Linked DNA regions of Homo sapiens: region 1 is linked to region 2. The links are chromatin loops, found by intact Hi-C in ENCODE. Cell type or tissue: Caco-2. All regions are shown on one strand. Each heading gives the region's core, and the rest is flanking DNA. Links, peaks and the distances in the headings are about the cores only.

Region 1 (6,435 bases), core at 1-5,000, 220 kb after region 2:
CATTACCCTGAGGATCAGCAAAGTTTTTCTGCAAAGGGCTAGATAAGAAATATTTTCGGCTGTGTGGCCATATGGTCTCTGTCTAACTCCTCAGCTGTGCTGCTGGAGCCTCAAAACAGCCATAGGCAATGCATAACAAGGGAGCGTGTGTTCCAATTAGTTTTTGGACACTGATATGCCACTTTCATGTAATGTTCATGTATTGCCAAATATTACTCTTCTTTGATTTTTTTCAACCATTAAAAAAAAAATAGAAGCCATTCTCAGCTTGCAAGCAGTATAAAATTAAGCCAGATTTGGTTTGTAGACCACAGTGTGCCAACCCCTGCACTCTCCAAACAAAATGGTTTGTATTATTGTTGCTATTTAACTTCCTACTCAATACAGGAATCCCAGCTTTAGCACTTCCTTCATGGGGTCAGCCAGGTTGAGACTTTGTTTCTGCACTAGCTACTTTGAGCAGAAATAGAGTTCTTACCACTTGGCTATCATTCTGCGGAAGGTTTTTGTTTTTTAGTGAAATTGAGAAGTTCTGATTATAAAGGTAGTACATATGGATTTTAAAATGCTTGGGAAATACTGGCAAACACAAAATAAAAATCCCTGATAAATCATAGCTACTGTATTTTTTTTCCAATGAAAAGTGTGTGGATGTATGGAAAGCATTTTTTTCCTTTCCAGTTGAGATTCCATTGAATGTAAAGTTTTGACTCTTTGTTTTTCCATTCTATGTTATATATCAAGCATTTTCCCATGTCATTAGAAATTCCTCAAAGATACCAGCTGCAGAATATTCCATTATATGGATGTTTCATAATTTACCAAATCAACCTCCAATTGTTTAGGCATTTGGGTTGCTTCCAGGATTTCTCACTTATAAACAATATGCATATAAACAATGCTGCTGTGAACATCCTTGTTCGTAAATCTTTGTCTGCCCTCTGATCTTTTCTTTAGGGAGAATGTGTGCTGAAAATTCCTAGGAAAACTGTGCTTCTGACTTATATACTAACTTTTTTTTTTTTTTGAGTTGGAGTCTCGCTCTTGTTGCCCACGCTGGAGTGCAATGGTGCGACCTCGGCCCACTGCAACCTCCACCTCCCAGGTTCAAGCAATTCTCCACCTCAGCCTCCTGAGTAGCTGGGATTACAGGCACCCACCACCACGCCCGGCTAATTTTTTTTGTATTTTTAGTAGAGATGGGGTTTCACCATGTTGGCCAGGCTGATCTCGAAATCCTGACGTCAGGTGATCCATCCGCCTCGGGCTCCCAAAGTGCTGGGATTACAGGTGTGAGTCACCACACCCAGCCTATACTAACCATTTTTGCTTTACTGAATTTGACTTTGCTGATTATGCAGTTCATAAGGTTTCCTCACTGATAATGACTTCATTCTCCCCTCCTGCACCGCTAGCCCCAGGCGACCACTGATCTGCTTTCTGTTTATAATTTCATTTTGAAGTATCTCATTTTTGATCAGCCTAAAGTTGATTACCTCCTTATTTGCTCAGAATTCCATTCTTCATAATAGTAATGCTGCCACCTCCACTTTCTTTGTGTTTGTGTTTGCCTGTTTTATATTTGAACATTCCTTTAATTTTAGTCTCCGTTATTTTGTTTGGAATATATCTCTTGTAAGCAGCACACAGTTGTTTTTTTTTTTTTTTTTTTTTTTTTTTGGCAACCAAATCATTGCTGCTTTATGGGAAGGATAAATGATTCAATTTACTCATCTGGTACATGTTTGGATGTCGGTCATCTTGCTTCGTGATTTGTGGCATTTATTTCTTTTATTATTTCTTTCATTTTGTGACTTTAATGAATACTGTGTTGATTTGCATTTATCTTTTCCATCGATAATATGGAAGATACAAGTAGTGACTTCAATTTCTTATGTGGTTACCTTTAAAATTTTCAGAAATCTTGTTTTATTTCCCCAGGCAGACACTTGTTCATGTCCTATGTAATACAGGGCTGAGGCAGAGTAGCATCTTTAGGAAAGACCAAAATTGAAAGCCAAGGCAGAGACAGGGGAGGTAGTTTTGGGACAGCAGAACAGGACCAGGGAAATCAGAGGGAAGCTTCAGAGTGGACAGGTGTGAGCTGAAGGAACTTCCCCCTTCATACACAGCTTGTTGCCTTTTCCTAAACATTGATAGGAATGGATTTTATTCTTGGCTATATTTGAGTGAGGGTCCCTTGTAATTAGTCATGCCTGAAATACCAGTTATGTATGGAATCAACCAGACTAGAATTTGAGTCTCAGTGCTTACTAGCTAAATAATCTTGGGAAAATCATATAAGTTATCTGTCAAATGGTCTAATAATAGCACCTAAGTCATGTGGTTGTTGTGGGGATTGAGGCATCCCAGGGATCTGGGATAATACATGTAACATCCTGGTACAGTGCCTTATACTTGGAAAATAGTCAATGAATGTTAGATGCTATTATGATGGCTGTGAAGCTATTACAGTGTTTATATGCATGTATCTCCTACCTGCAGGGCTGGAAATATTTTTATCTATTACTTGCCTGGAGATATAAAGTAAATGGACTATTTTTAAAAATTCAGGATTGATAGCTGGAAGGAGAAGTGAGGTGAGAGATGGGTTTTAGAGAGCAAGAGCGAGTCAGAAAGAGGCATTCAGGGCATCTGGGGAGAGGGGAATTGGGATAAGAGCAGATACCTTGGAGAGCTCCCGGACGGCCAGTGCGTGTTTAGGCGGGCCAGGCTCTGCGGAGCGGAAGGGAGATCAGGTCCCTAGGTCTGCAGTGAAGCTGTAAGGAGAGGTGCTGGGAGAATTCTGGAGGTAGAATCAGTAAAGAACAGGGGCCTGGTGCAGCGGGGGTCTGATGTATTTATGAATAGAATGAGGAAGTTCCAAGTTCGTGTTTCTGGATAAGGGGGACCCTTGCCTTCAGTCTCTGAGATTAAGTACAGTGAGGGGTAAGAGAAGGGGAAGGAAGGGAGAAGAAGAGAGAGGGAAGGGTCCAAGGCACACAGTCTTTGCAGCTTTGGTGGAGAAATCTTACAGGCCCATATCATCTTCACGGTAGCTGAGTTAAATGCAGTTCTCCCTCCCTTTGAGGAAATCGAATACACAAATGTCCCCTCACACATTAGGAAGTGATTCCCCACCTCACCCCAACCTCCATGTGTCAGAAAGACTATACATATTGAAAAAGATTAACTGCAGGCCTACTTTGTACATCAGTTTTCTGGGTATCTTTAGTTTTTTATTCTTAGAATTTAAAAAAATATTTTTAATTTGTTCATTCAGTCAACAAATATTTGTTGAGTGCTTTCTCTAGGAGCTGCATGCCCCACATAAGAAGACAGACACGAGTTGCCCGCATAGAGCTTATATCCTAAAGGGTGTGCTGTCACTTTTCCTGCATACACCCAATGCCAGATGTAAGTTACATGTGCAGAGGCATCTGGGTAGCTGATGTGAATCTCTGTCAACCCCTTCTGTCTAGCAGAGACATATGTCCTGGGCACAGAGGTTCTAGAAGGGAGCAGGTTTATAGCTACGTGTCTGGGGTCCCCTTGGCCATCTTGTCCTGGTGGTGCTAAGGGTGTCAGAGATGCTAGGAGAGGAACTGGCCTCTTTGTTCAAGCCAAAGGGTGAAGATTCTCTCTGACAAGGAAAAGTCTGTGGCCCAGCCTGGGAATGCTCTTGTCCAAAGGAAGAAGCATAGAGTAGCTCAAGAACAGATGTTCTGGCTGGTTCTGAGGCTTGGGTAGAGGCCAGGTAAGCTCCATTCACTTCTGCGGTCATCAGAAATTGACTGGGGGCCTGAACTACATCACAGGAGCAGCACGGTAGCCAAAAGATGGTCCTACTCACCCTATCCCTCCAGAACTTTAGTGTCGTAAAGACACAGACAAATCCATACATAACTATAAAATAGTGTTAAGTCTTTTTGGAGTTTGGGAGGCACAGCAGTCATATGAGAAGGGTGCCTGGCCCAGCCTGGGAGACCTGCAAGAGGCTTTGCAGAATAAATGACATTGAAGCTGGGACTTGGAATCTAAGTAAGAATTAACCAGGTGAAGTGAAGACAGAGAAAGACAGGCAGGGCTGGGTGTGGTGGCTCACGCTTGTAATCCCAGCCCTTTGGGAGGCTGAGGCAGGAGGATCACTTGAGCTGAGGAGTTCGAGACCAGCCTGGACAACATGGCAAAATGCCATCTCTACAAAAATACAAAAAAAATTAGCTGGGCATGGTGGTGCGCACCTGTACTCCCAGCTACTTAGGAGGCTGAGGTGGGAGGATTGCTTGAGCCCTGGAGGTTGAGGCTGCAGTGAGCTTGATCACACCACTGTACTCCAGCCTGGGTGAGAGAGGGACCTTGTCTCAAAAAGAAAAAAATACTATTCCATTGTATGGAATTTTGTTTATCTATTCATTAGTTGATGGAAATTTGGGTATTACTTTAGAGATATCGCGACTAATGCTATAAAAACATTCATATGCAAAGTTCTGTGTGGACATATATGTTCATTCCTCTTAAATATATACCTAGGAGTAGAATTGCTGGGTCAGATGGTAATGCTGTTTAACTTTTTAAGGACCTGTCAGTCTGTTTTCCACAGTGCTGTGCCATCTTACGTTCCCACCAGCAGGGCCCGAGGGCTCTGATTTCCACGCGTCTTCACACGGTTGTCCAACCCCTCCTCTTCTTGAATGGGCCAAGAGTGATACTTTCTATCTGGGGAAGAGCAAGGGGCTGGCTCCTGGGACCTGAGGCTTGGTCCTGGGGATGTGACTTTGAGGGAAGCCCGTGTCTTTCTGGTCCACCAGGGTGAGTCATCACCCAGGATCCCGGGGGAGCTGCCTGGCAGAGGGGCGGGCTGCACCAGCCACTGCAGAAACCACCATGCAACTTGACTGAGTCTCCACCCTCAGCTCCAGGCAGCCGGGCTTCCCTGGGAGCAGCTATTTCTGGCTATTTCTGCTCCAGGGAGGAGCAGTGGTGGGTGGAAAGGTTTCAATTGCTCAGTGGGGTGATTTTTGGAAGCGCAGTGCCTTGGGGGCACAGGACAGCTTTGACTTGGGAGGAGAGCAGAGGGGCTGCTCTGAGAGTGCTGGCCCTTTGGCGTTATCAGAGCAGAGGGCTGGGCACACAGCAGTCCTGACAGCACCTTGAAGAGGGGGAAATAAGTCAGTGCGGACTGGGCTGTTCATGCAGGAGGTGCAACCCAGTGGGCGGGATGTGGCGACATCAGGCAGGCCACCAGGGTGCTTGGAAGCAGGGGCAGGCTGGGGTCTACCTACAATGGAGATGCAGCAGGGAGACCGACAGAGGTGGCGCTGGACCTCAGGCTCAGTGTTCACTTCTGTGCCTCAGTGACTTCATTTGCAAATATAGTAACCACAAAGGCTGCAGCAATGCCTGTTGGCAACTGTCTTCTCTATCACATGATGTTCTGGAACACTGACCTTTATTGGCAATGTTCTTGACCTTTCTCTTAGCTTTTTGCCATCCCTGTGGGCTCTCTTCATGATAACATCTGTGTCCATCCTGTTCTTCTCTCCGCTGTATATGCTTCCTTCCCTGGGTCCTTGTTTGGTACCATTTTAGCAAAGTGGTTAAGGGTTCACTCTTCGGAGCTGGCTGGGCCTGGGTGAAAATCCCAGCTCTACCATTCCCAGCCAGGTGTCTTTGGGCAAATCATTTCATGTATGCAAATCTGAGCCTCAGTTTTCCCATCTGTAAACTGGAGCAATAATCGCAGGGAGCTATTTAATAACAGCAGGTTACTTATCCTCGTAACTGGATTATGAGGACTAATTGACTTGATGGATATGAAGGGCTTAACACAATGCCTGGCACACAGTTAGTGCTGGGCTGTAGAAAGAGCAAGGGCACAGGGCAGAGAGAATGAGGAGTGGGATCCTGGACAGAGGGACATGTTGAGTCCCCTGTATCCAGCCTGCAGAGGGGGACAGTGTTGGGTGGGGCTGAAGGACTGCTGTGGTCAGCCTCCAGGTCAGGTGGTGTTGATGAGGGAGGCTCAAGGAAGGGTGTCTGCTCACTCATTTTTTTTTAAGTTTGTTGTTGTTGTTGTTGTTCTTGTTCTTGTTTTAAGAGACAGCATCCTGCTCTGTCATCCAGGCTGGAGTGCAGTGATACAATCACAGCTCACTGCAGCCTCGAACTCCTGGCCTTAAGTGATCCTACGGCCTCAGCCTCCCAAAGCATTGGGATTACGGGTGTGAGCCACTACATCTGGCCTCACTCGATTTTGTACAAAAGTCACAATCATTGCTTTTTATTCCTGAGTCATACTCCTGTTGTGCCCCATGTCTGTGGGACTACACTGACAAATAGTTTCATGCCCTCAGGAACAAGTAGCTCCATGGGTAACAAAGTAAGTGCTGCTGTAAAGGACAAAAGCAGAAATGCAGGGTAGTGTGGAGAGAA
Region 2 (8,209 bases), core at 1,649-6,648:
CATCCAATAGGGCTGGTGTCTTCACAGGAAGAGGAAGAGACACCAGAGCCCCCTCTCTCTCCCCACGAGAGCAGAGAGGACAGGCGGCGCGAGGACGCAGTGAGGTGGCAACTGTCTGCGAGCTAGGAGAAGCCTCACCAAAACCCACATTTTCTGGTACCTTGATCTTGGGTTTCCTACCTCCAGAACCGTGAGAAAATAGACTTCTGTTGTTTAAGCCACCCTGTGGTGTTTGTTATAGGAGTCTTAGTAAGCTAATAGAAGCTCCTAGCTGCCTCCATCTTCTGAGAGGAAGGAGGATGGAATTTGTAAAGATGTCTTCAACCAGGAGAGTTTCCTTGGACAAAGGGTGGAAATGAGCCTCAGCAGGGGCGGACTCTCACCTGGCCCTCAGGTGTGTGCTTTCCTGGGAGAGGCTGCATTTATTGCTATGGGGCTGCAGGTAATTTGCCCAAACCAAAATTTGCAGGTAATTTGCAAACTGAATCTCTATGCTCCTAGAGATTCAGTTTGCTCTTTCTAGATCACCAAAGAGGATGATGAGGATGAAATGAGGAAACCTACAGTCACGCAACAATTATATCAAGCACCTACTGTGTGCCTGGCACTGGGCTAGGCTGGGGCCACAGTGATGAGCAAATCAAGGAAGGTCCCAGCCCTTGTGGAGCTCACAGTCTAGCGAGCGAGAGATATACTAACCTAGAAATGAAAAGATTTTATATTGTAATACAATTCTGCTGAGAAAAGTAAAACAGAGACGAGAGAGGACGTGGGGAATGTGGGCGAATCTTTGCTTTGAGGGGCCAGGGAAGGGTCTTAGATTGAGTGCCCTCAGAATCAGACCCTGAACGAGGAACCAGAGGGCAGGGTGCTTATTTGGGAGGTGATCCCAGAAAGACGCAGTGGAGGAATGGGGAAGTGAGGCGGGGAGGGGAGAAGCCAGTGAAGGTGTGCTAAAGAGCAGGTTACGGCTTCGGGCAACTGGGACTCCACGCTGCAGGGGTTCCCGGGAAGCCGCGTAGAATACGCCGCTGACACGTGGAGTAAAGAAGGGAGAGTGTTAACCACCAACCCCCACCACTTACTGGTGGAGGACTACTCCCAGGGCGTTTGCCCCCCGGCATTTCTACCTGGTCCCCCAGGCAGGCTCAGCACCCTCCTCTGCCAGAGGAGGATCTAGGCAGAGTCCTAGGTTCTGGCAATAGAAAGCCATCAGCATGGACAGGAGCCATGGGTGCTGGGGTGGGGCAGATGTGACCTGTCTGAGGAGGCGACCCTTGAACCGACACCAAAATGATGAGAAGGGGCCAGCCACGGGATGAGCTGGGAGAGGAGCTCTGCAGATAAAAGGAAGAGAAAGATCTCGGCCAAAGCCCTTGTCGACGCTTTCGTTGTGTGCAGGTCAGAGGGATTGTTGGGACAGCCTGGGCTAAGGGATGAATCAGGTTCCCCAGGAGCTGAATCAGGTTCCCCAGGAGCTCTCTCTAGTCTCTCTCTCTCTTTCTTTCTTTCTCTCTCTTTCTTTCTCTTTCTTTCTTTCTTTCTTTCTTTCTTTCTTTCTTTCTTTCTTTCTCTTTCTTTCTTCTTTTCTTTCTCCTCTCTCTCTCTCTCTCTCTCTCTCTCTCTGTTTCCACCCAGACCCCTCCCTTTGTACCCATCTTCAACGGAGGCAGTGATTGGCTGGCCAGAACTGTGGGCGGGGCCTTTGGGGTCCAATCCTAGGAGGATCTGGGCCATTCATTGGCCCCTGTGGGAGGTGGGCGAGGTGGAGAAATGGGACCCCCAAGGAGGGAGGTGAGAAGCAGGACAAGTTGACAAATTCCGCAACTACGAATGCCCTCCACTTCCCTAGTGCTGGAGGACAGGGCTGAGCCCTCTGGCCATTCATTGATGCTCCCATGTCACACTGGTCATGCCTCTTGGTGGCCCGAAGTGGCCTGCCCCCAACAACTGCAGGTAGCCCCAGGACACAGGGAGCACCAGTCTGGCCTAGTGTCGCAAAGGCCTAGTGCCACAAAGACCACAGTGAGGCCAATTGGCACATGTGGACCACACAGAGGGGTGCTCTGCCTGTAGTGGCCAAGGTAGTAGTGGAGCCCAGGCCTTGGATGTTCCATTAGGAAGTCCCTAGAGTGCCCTGCGGGCATCCCCTGGCTTGGCAGCGTCTCAGTGTGGGTCCCCAGAAGCAGGCAGTGAGACAAGGACTCCAGTGAAAGTCATTTATGTGGGAGGCGAAGGAAACAGCAGCAGGGGAGTGGAGACATGAGACAGGCAAGGGAAGGCGCCAATAAGCAGCGCATCATCAAACCAGCTACCGCATCACACCAGCTACTGCATCACACCAGCTACCGCATCGCACCAGCTACTGTGTGGGTGACTGGAGCTGAATCCCACTGGGGAACCCAGGGAGACCATGGAGACACTTCTCAGGGTTGGTTACCCCTGGGAAGCAAGGAAGCAGGAGTATTGAAAAGCCCACTCTGGGCTGGGCACGGTGGCTCACACCTATAATCCTAGCACTTTGGGAGACAGAGGCAAGAGGATCGCTTGAGTCAAGGAGTTCAAGACCAGCCAGGGCAACAAAGAAGACCCTGTCTCTACAGTTTAAAAACATTAAAAATTAGCTGGATGTGGTAGTACATGCCTGTGGTCCCTGTTACTCAGGAGGCTGAGGTGGGAGGATCACTTGAGTCCAGGAGGTCAAGGTCGCAGTGGTTGCAGTGAGCCATGATCACATCACTGTACTCCAGCCTGGGTGACAGAGCGAGATCCTGTCAAAAAAAAAAAAAAAAAAAAAAGCCCCCATCATGGTCAGTTACTGCTCAAGGCTGCTTTGGGTGGTCATACCCCTGAACGTCCAGCCTGTGTGTGTTGGAGGGAAGACTCCATCCGCGGGACTTGTTGGAGCACACTGAAGTCACAAGCTTGAGAGATCTGGATTGGGTCGACAGTATCACTTCACTTATTTGGAAATTCAATTAACTAGAGTTATGTTCTCAGTAATTTCTACAAACCCGTGGGGCTAATGTAGGGTACCATGTCCCTTATCTGACCTTTGATTCCTCCACCCTTCTCCCAGCCCCTAGCTCCCCAACTCAAGCATCCCTTTGCTCCAAGGCACAGTGTCTCCAGGAGACACCTTGGAAGGAGATTCACTCTCGCCAAGGTTCCTCATCACTAGCAGGGGCCACCCAAAAGCCCAGCCCTAACTCCCATGAAGCAGAGAGAGCCCCTCCCAGCTATTCTGCCTGCCTCCTTGTTCCCTCTCCCCTCCCCTTTTTGGCCCCAGTGTCCTCTGAACTCACTCTGTCTGCTCCTGCATCACAGCCTCTGCATACGTTGGCCCCTTTTCTTAGAATGCATTCCCACCACTCCAGTTTCTGCCTGTTGAAAAGTTTCAACGTGCAATCAACAAAAATGTCTATTGAGAGTTAGGCACTGGGAATGGAACATTGACTCAACACCACACAGAACTTCCTTTTGGAGTTTGCACTCGGGTGGAAAAAGAAATCAGTCATCACACACATTTTTCTATACTCACAATACGGTAAATGCAATGAAGAAGGACAGGGAGACACAAACATATAGGGTTGGGGGGTGGTGGCTGGACTGGATCTGGGGTTTCCCAGGAGGTTTCTGGGGCAGTGATATCAAGCTGAGGCTTGAAAGGTGAGTGGGTGAGAGGTGGAAGGGAGCATCCCAGGCAGAAGGAACAACATGTTAGGCCCTGAGATGGACTCTGCATAGCTGGTGTGGCTGGAATTGAGAGAAGGCAAGCGGGCAGGGGGCAGAGTGGGCAGGGGCTGCAAATGGATCCTGAGAGATTTAGGAAGACAGGAAACATTTACATCTATCAAGCCGCCCTGCCTGGGAATTCTGAGAATGCCCTAGGCTTACCCTCAGCTCCCCTAAATGCAGCCCCCAAATCCTCCTTTAGGAGACTGTGCTGCTAATCTGTTCCAGAGACAGGCTTGGGACTCACTGCCCCCGGCACGCCAAAGGAGTCTCATACATTCTTCAAGGCCTAATTCAAGTTGCTCCTCTCTGAGAAGCTCTCTAAGCTGATTTCAGCTTAGAGAGCTTCTCCCACCTCCCAAGTCCTCCACCTCCGAAGTCCTCCTTAGCTCTTGGCTCTTTGGCATCTGAGAGCACTGGGACAGGGGTGAATATTCCTTAGTCTGCCGCTTGGGGCAGGGCAGCCCAGGCTCTTGCTCCAGGGACGGTGGACGATGCTGCCTGGTACCTGGCTGTGGGCAGGTGTGGGCCACCACCTCCAAGGACCCATCATTCCTGCCTGCTCCTCACACCTGGAGATCACAGGATATGTGGAATTGAAGCTTTTAGGGATCCATAAGGGACTTCATCCACAGACTTGCAGGGAATGATGGTGGGCTGGGGGAGGGGGTCATCCCCTTTTCTTGGTTTTTCCAAGGCTGGGGTGGTAGAAAGGAAAATGATTCCTGGCAAACCCGTGCTGCTGTCCCGTGCCTGCCTCCCAGGGCTGCTGAGAGGGTGGGAGATGCCTTCTATTGAGAACTCCCCACCCCCATCCCCAACCACTTTGCATTCTGGGGCAGGGGAGTGGGAGCCACTTGTCATTGTTCCTGTACGTTGGCTGGCAGGAGGCCCAGGGAGGGGGCTCCCCAATAGAAAATCTGCAGCTGCCTGTCTTTAAGGTAAAATTACCGTAATTACCCCAATTACTAAATCCATCAAGAGCTTTGGACCGGAGGCCTGGAGAACAATTGGGCCCTGATGGATCTGAGGAGTATGAGTCACGGGGGTGGGGGCACAAAGCACATGGGATGAAGGCGAGTGGGGGCGGCAGCTGATGTTAAACCAGGGGTGGGGATGGGGAAATGCAAAGAGATTATGATTAGCCAAGACCCCACTTTCCTCCTTCAGTGAGATTTTTCTTCTCTATTGGAAAGAAAAAAAATACCCCAAATTCTGTCTGCCTTTTCCTTTCACAGAACCCTGCACCTTGGGTGGGCGTTGTGACTCACGCCAGTAATCCTGGCACTTTGGGAAGCCGAGATGGAAGGATGGCTTGAGGCCTGGAGTTTGAGACCACCCTGGGCAACAAAGGGAGACCCCGCCTCTACAAGAAATTTAAAAATCAGCCGGCCATGGTGGTGCGTACCTGTAGTCCCAGCTACTCCGGAGGCTGAGGTGAGAGGATCACTAGAGCCCAGGAGTTCAAAGCTGCAGTGAGCTATGATCACACCACTGCACTCCAGCCTGGGTGACAGAACAGGACTCTGTCTCTAAAAAAAACACAAAAACAAAAGAACCCTATACTCTATGGCCACCTGACTTAGACCCGCTTTGACCTTTTATGAGAGCTAAAATGTAAAGAGTTGAGAGCAATGGCTAGCATCTCCTGGGTCCCAGCATGGACCAGGAACTATGGGAAGAGCTTTTCAGGCTTCCTCCCTTTCAATCCCATGAAGTGGGTTTCCTCCTGCTTCACAGACGTGGGTGCCCACATTTCCTCTTGGCCTGGGTTCTGAGCAGACCAGCCCCTGGGCCTGGTTGGCTTCTGTATTCCTCACCATGCTTGGTAAAGGAAGTGAAGGACAAGGTTGGCAGATTAGGTGGGCTACTGGGAAAAGCACCTTATAGGACATGTCCCCTCTTTTCATTTCTATTAGAACTTTACTACATTCAAAGAGTAGTTAAAACATTCAGATTCTTCCTCTCAGTTGATCTGGATTTGTAGCCTAAGGAAATAATCTCTAATTGTGGAAAGGCTATATCGTGAAGCTAATTCTTTCAGCATTGTTTATGCTGGCTGCACAATTTCACTTTAAGAGAAGATCCAGGCTGCTGATGCCTCTGTACTCCATTGCCAGGAGGAGTTATGTCTGCAGGACCCCAGGCATAGAAGAAAGAGATCCCCTTGGCTGAAGTAGACTTAGACCAGAATTGGGAGGCAGATCTGGGTTTCCACAGAAGTCATTGGGACCAAAGCCCCCACAAATTATAAAATTTAAGTATGACCTGGCTTGTCCCTGGTGCCTGTATCTCCAAGGTGACTTTGCAGGGCTTGTAGGTGTTGCTCCAAGATTTAGGATGTCAGGGTCCAGGCCAAATAGCTTCCTAACTCATCATAACTAATATGGTTAACATGGAAAATTGTGAAACAATTTAATGTCAAAACATAAGGGCCAGCGTGGTGGCTCATGCCTGTAATCCTAGCACTTTGGGAGGCTAGTAGGGAGAATGGCTTGAGCTCAGGAGTTTGAGACCAGCCTGGGCAACATAGTAAGACCTCGTCTCATCCAAATATCAAAAAGTTAGTCTGGCATGGTGGTGTGCACTCAGGAAGTGGAAGGAGGATCACTTGAATCCATGAGTTTGAGGATACAGTGAACTATAATTGTGCCACTGCACTCCAGCCTGGGTGACAGAACGAAACCCTACCTCAAAAAAGAAAAGAAAAGAAACGAAACGAAACATAGGGAGACTGGCTGAATAGATGAAGTTTTGTGCAGGCTTTTAAAATAATGAGTAAAAAGATTCCTTTGAAATCTGGGAAATTACAATAGAATGTTTATTGTCATGCTGGTTTTTTGTTTTTTGTTTTTTGTTTTTTGAGACAGGGTCTTGCTCTGTTGCCCAGGCTGGAGTACAGTGGAGCCTAGAGAAGGGCAGGAGAGCCCTTGACCATCACCCAGGCTGGCGCCAATCCTCAGGGGCTGAGCCACTCCCTCTAGAAGGCCTGGGCTCAGGAAATGCCCCTGAGTCAGAAACACTGTGGGACAATATTCCCTGACATTTTCCCAAAAAAGGGCCCTAAGGGAAGAGGAAAGTGCAGGTGAGCTTGGAGCAAACATGAACTCTACCCATTGGCTCATTCAATTATTCATTCATCCATTCAAAACACTATTCTTGCTATAATCCTAAACAAATTAACCCAGGAACGGAAGACCAAATACCTCATGTTCTCACTTATAAGTGGGAGCTAAGCGTTGAGCACACATGGGCATAAATATGGGAACAGTAGACACTGTGGCCTACTATGGGGGAGGGGGAGGGTGGGTTAAAAACTACCTATTGGGTACTATGCTCACTACCAGGGTGACAGGATCCATACTCCAAACCTCAGCATCACATAATACTCCCGTATAACAAACCTGCACATGTACTCCCTGAATGTATCTGAAATAAAAGTTGAAGGCTGGATGCCGTGGCTCATGCCTGTAATCTCAGCACTTTGGGAGGCCAAGGTGAGAGGATTGCTTGAACCCAGGAGTTTGAGACCAGCCTGGGCAACAGGACAAGACCCTGTCTCTACTAAAAATAAAAAATAAAAATAAATTAGCCAGGCGTGGCAGCATGTGCCAGTAGTCCCAGCTGCTTAGGAAGCTGATGTGGGAGGATCACTTGAGCCCAGGAGGTTGAGGCTGCAGTGAGCTATGATCGCGCTACTGCACTCCAGCCTGAGCTATAGAGCAAGACCTTGTCTCAAAAATTAATTAATTAATTAATTAAAATATGAGTTGACATTTCATTTAAAATCAAATGTTCTCATGGTGTCCTCTGTCTACAGCCCTGTGATGGGACCTGGGGATACTGCCATGAATGAGACAGAACTAGCTGCCATTCCAAGCTTCCAAGGCAGCCACACAAGTTGCTCTTTTGTGAAATTTTATGATTTCCTCTCAAATATTCACATGAATTTTACATTTTATTTTGTAATGTAGCCATGCTTGTTTTTGTAATTTTAAAATGATGTTTTCACAACAATATGCATGGACTTAATGCCACTACTGGATTGCACAGTCAAAAGGGCTAAAACAGCAAATGTTATGATATGTATATATGTGTGTGTGTGTATATATATATATATATATATATGTATTTTAGACAGAGTTTCGCTCTTGTTGCCCAAGCTGGAGTCCAATGGTGTGATCTCGGCTCACCGCAACCTGCACCTCCCAGGTTCAAGCGATTCTCCTGCCTCAGCCTCCAAGTAGCTGGGATTACAGGCGTGTGCCACCACGCCCAGCTAATTTTGTATTTTTAGTAGAGACGGAATTTCTCCATGTTGGTCAGGCTGGTCTCGAACTCCCGACCTCAGGTGATCTGTCTGCCTGGGCCTCTCAAAGTGCTGGGTTACAGGCATGAGCCACCGTGCCCGGCTGGTATGTATATTTTTATTGTGGTAAAATATACATACAAAAATCTTACAATTTTAACCATT

The links. A loop is a pair of places that touch in the nucleus more often than their neighbours do. Peaks named below come from ENCODE experiments on the same cell type or tissue, not always from the same donor. Only the 100,000 strongest peaks of a DNase experiment are listed, where the experiment ranks them.
Region 1: a loop joins it to region 2, with 2.5 times the contacts of the local background. A loop is called at or near these places in 5 of 110 quality-filtered maps.

The regions. Positions count from the first base shown.
Region 1 is chr20:38,876,300-38,882,734 of GRCh38, forward strand. The region is part of intron 2 of PPP1R16B (protein phosphatase 1 regulatory subunit 16B); the gene reads left to right. Among named protein-coding and RNA genes, the nearest start is that of FAM83D, 47 kb to the right of the region's middle. In Caco-2, for the core only: no CTCF peak of the experiment used is centred there; a DNase peak (open chromatin) is centred at 2,722; H3K27me3 peaks cover 126 bases.
Region 2 is chr20:38,654,905-38,663,113 of GRCh38, forward strand. No RefSeq gene overlaps it. Among named protein-coding and RNA genes, the nearest start is that of ARHGAP40, 57 kb to the left of the region's middle. In Caco-2, for the core only: a CTCF peak has its summit at 4,192; a DNase peak (open chromatin) is centred at 4,203; H3K27me3 peaks cover 385 bases.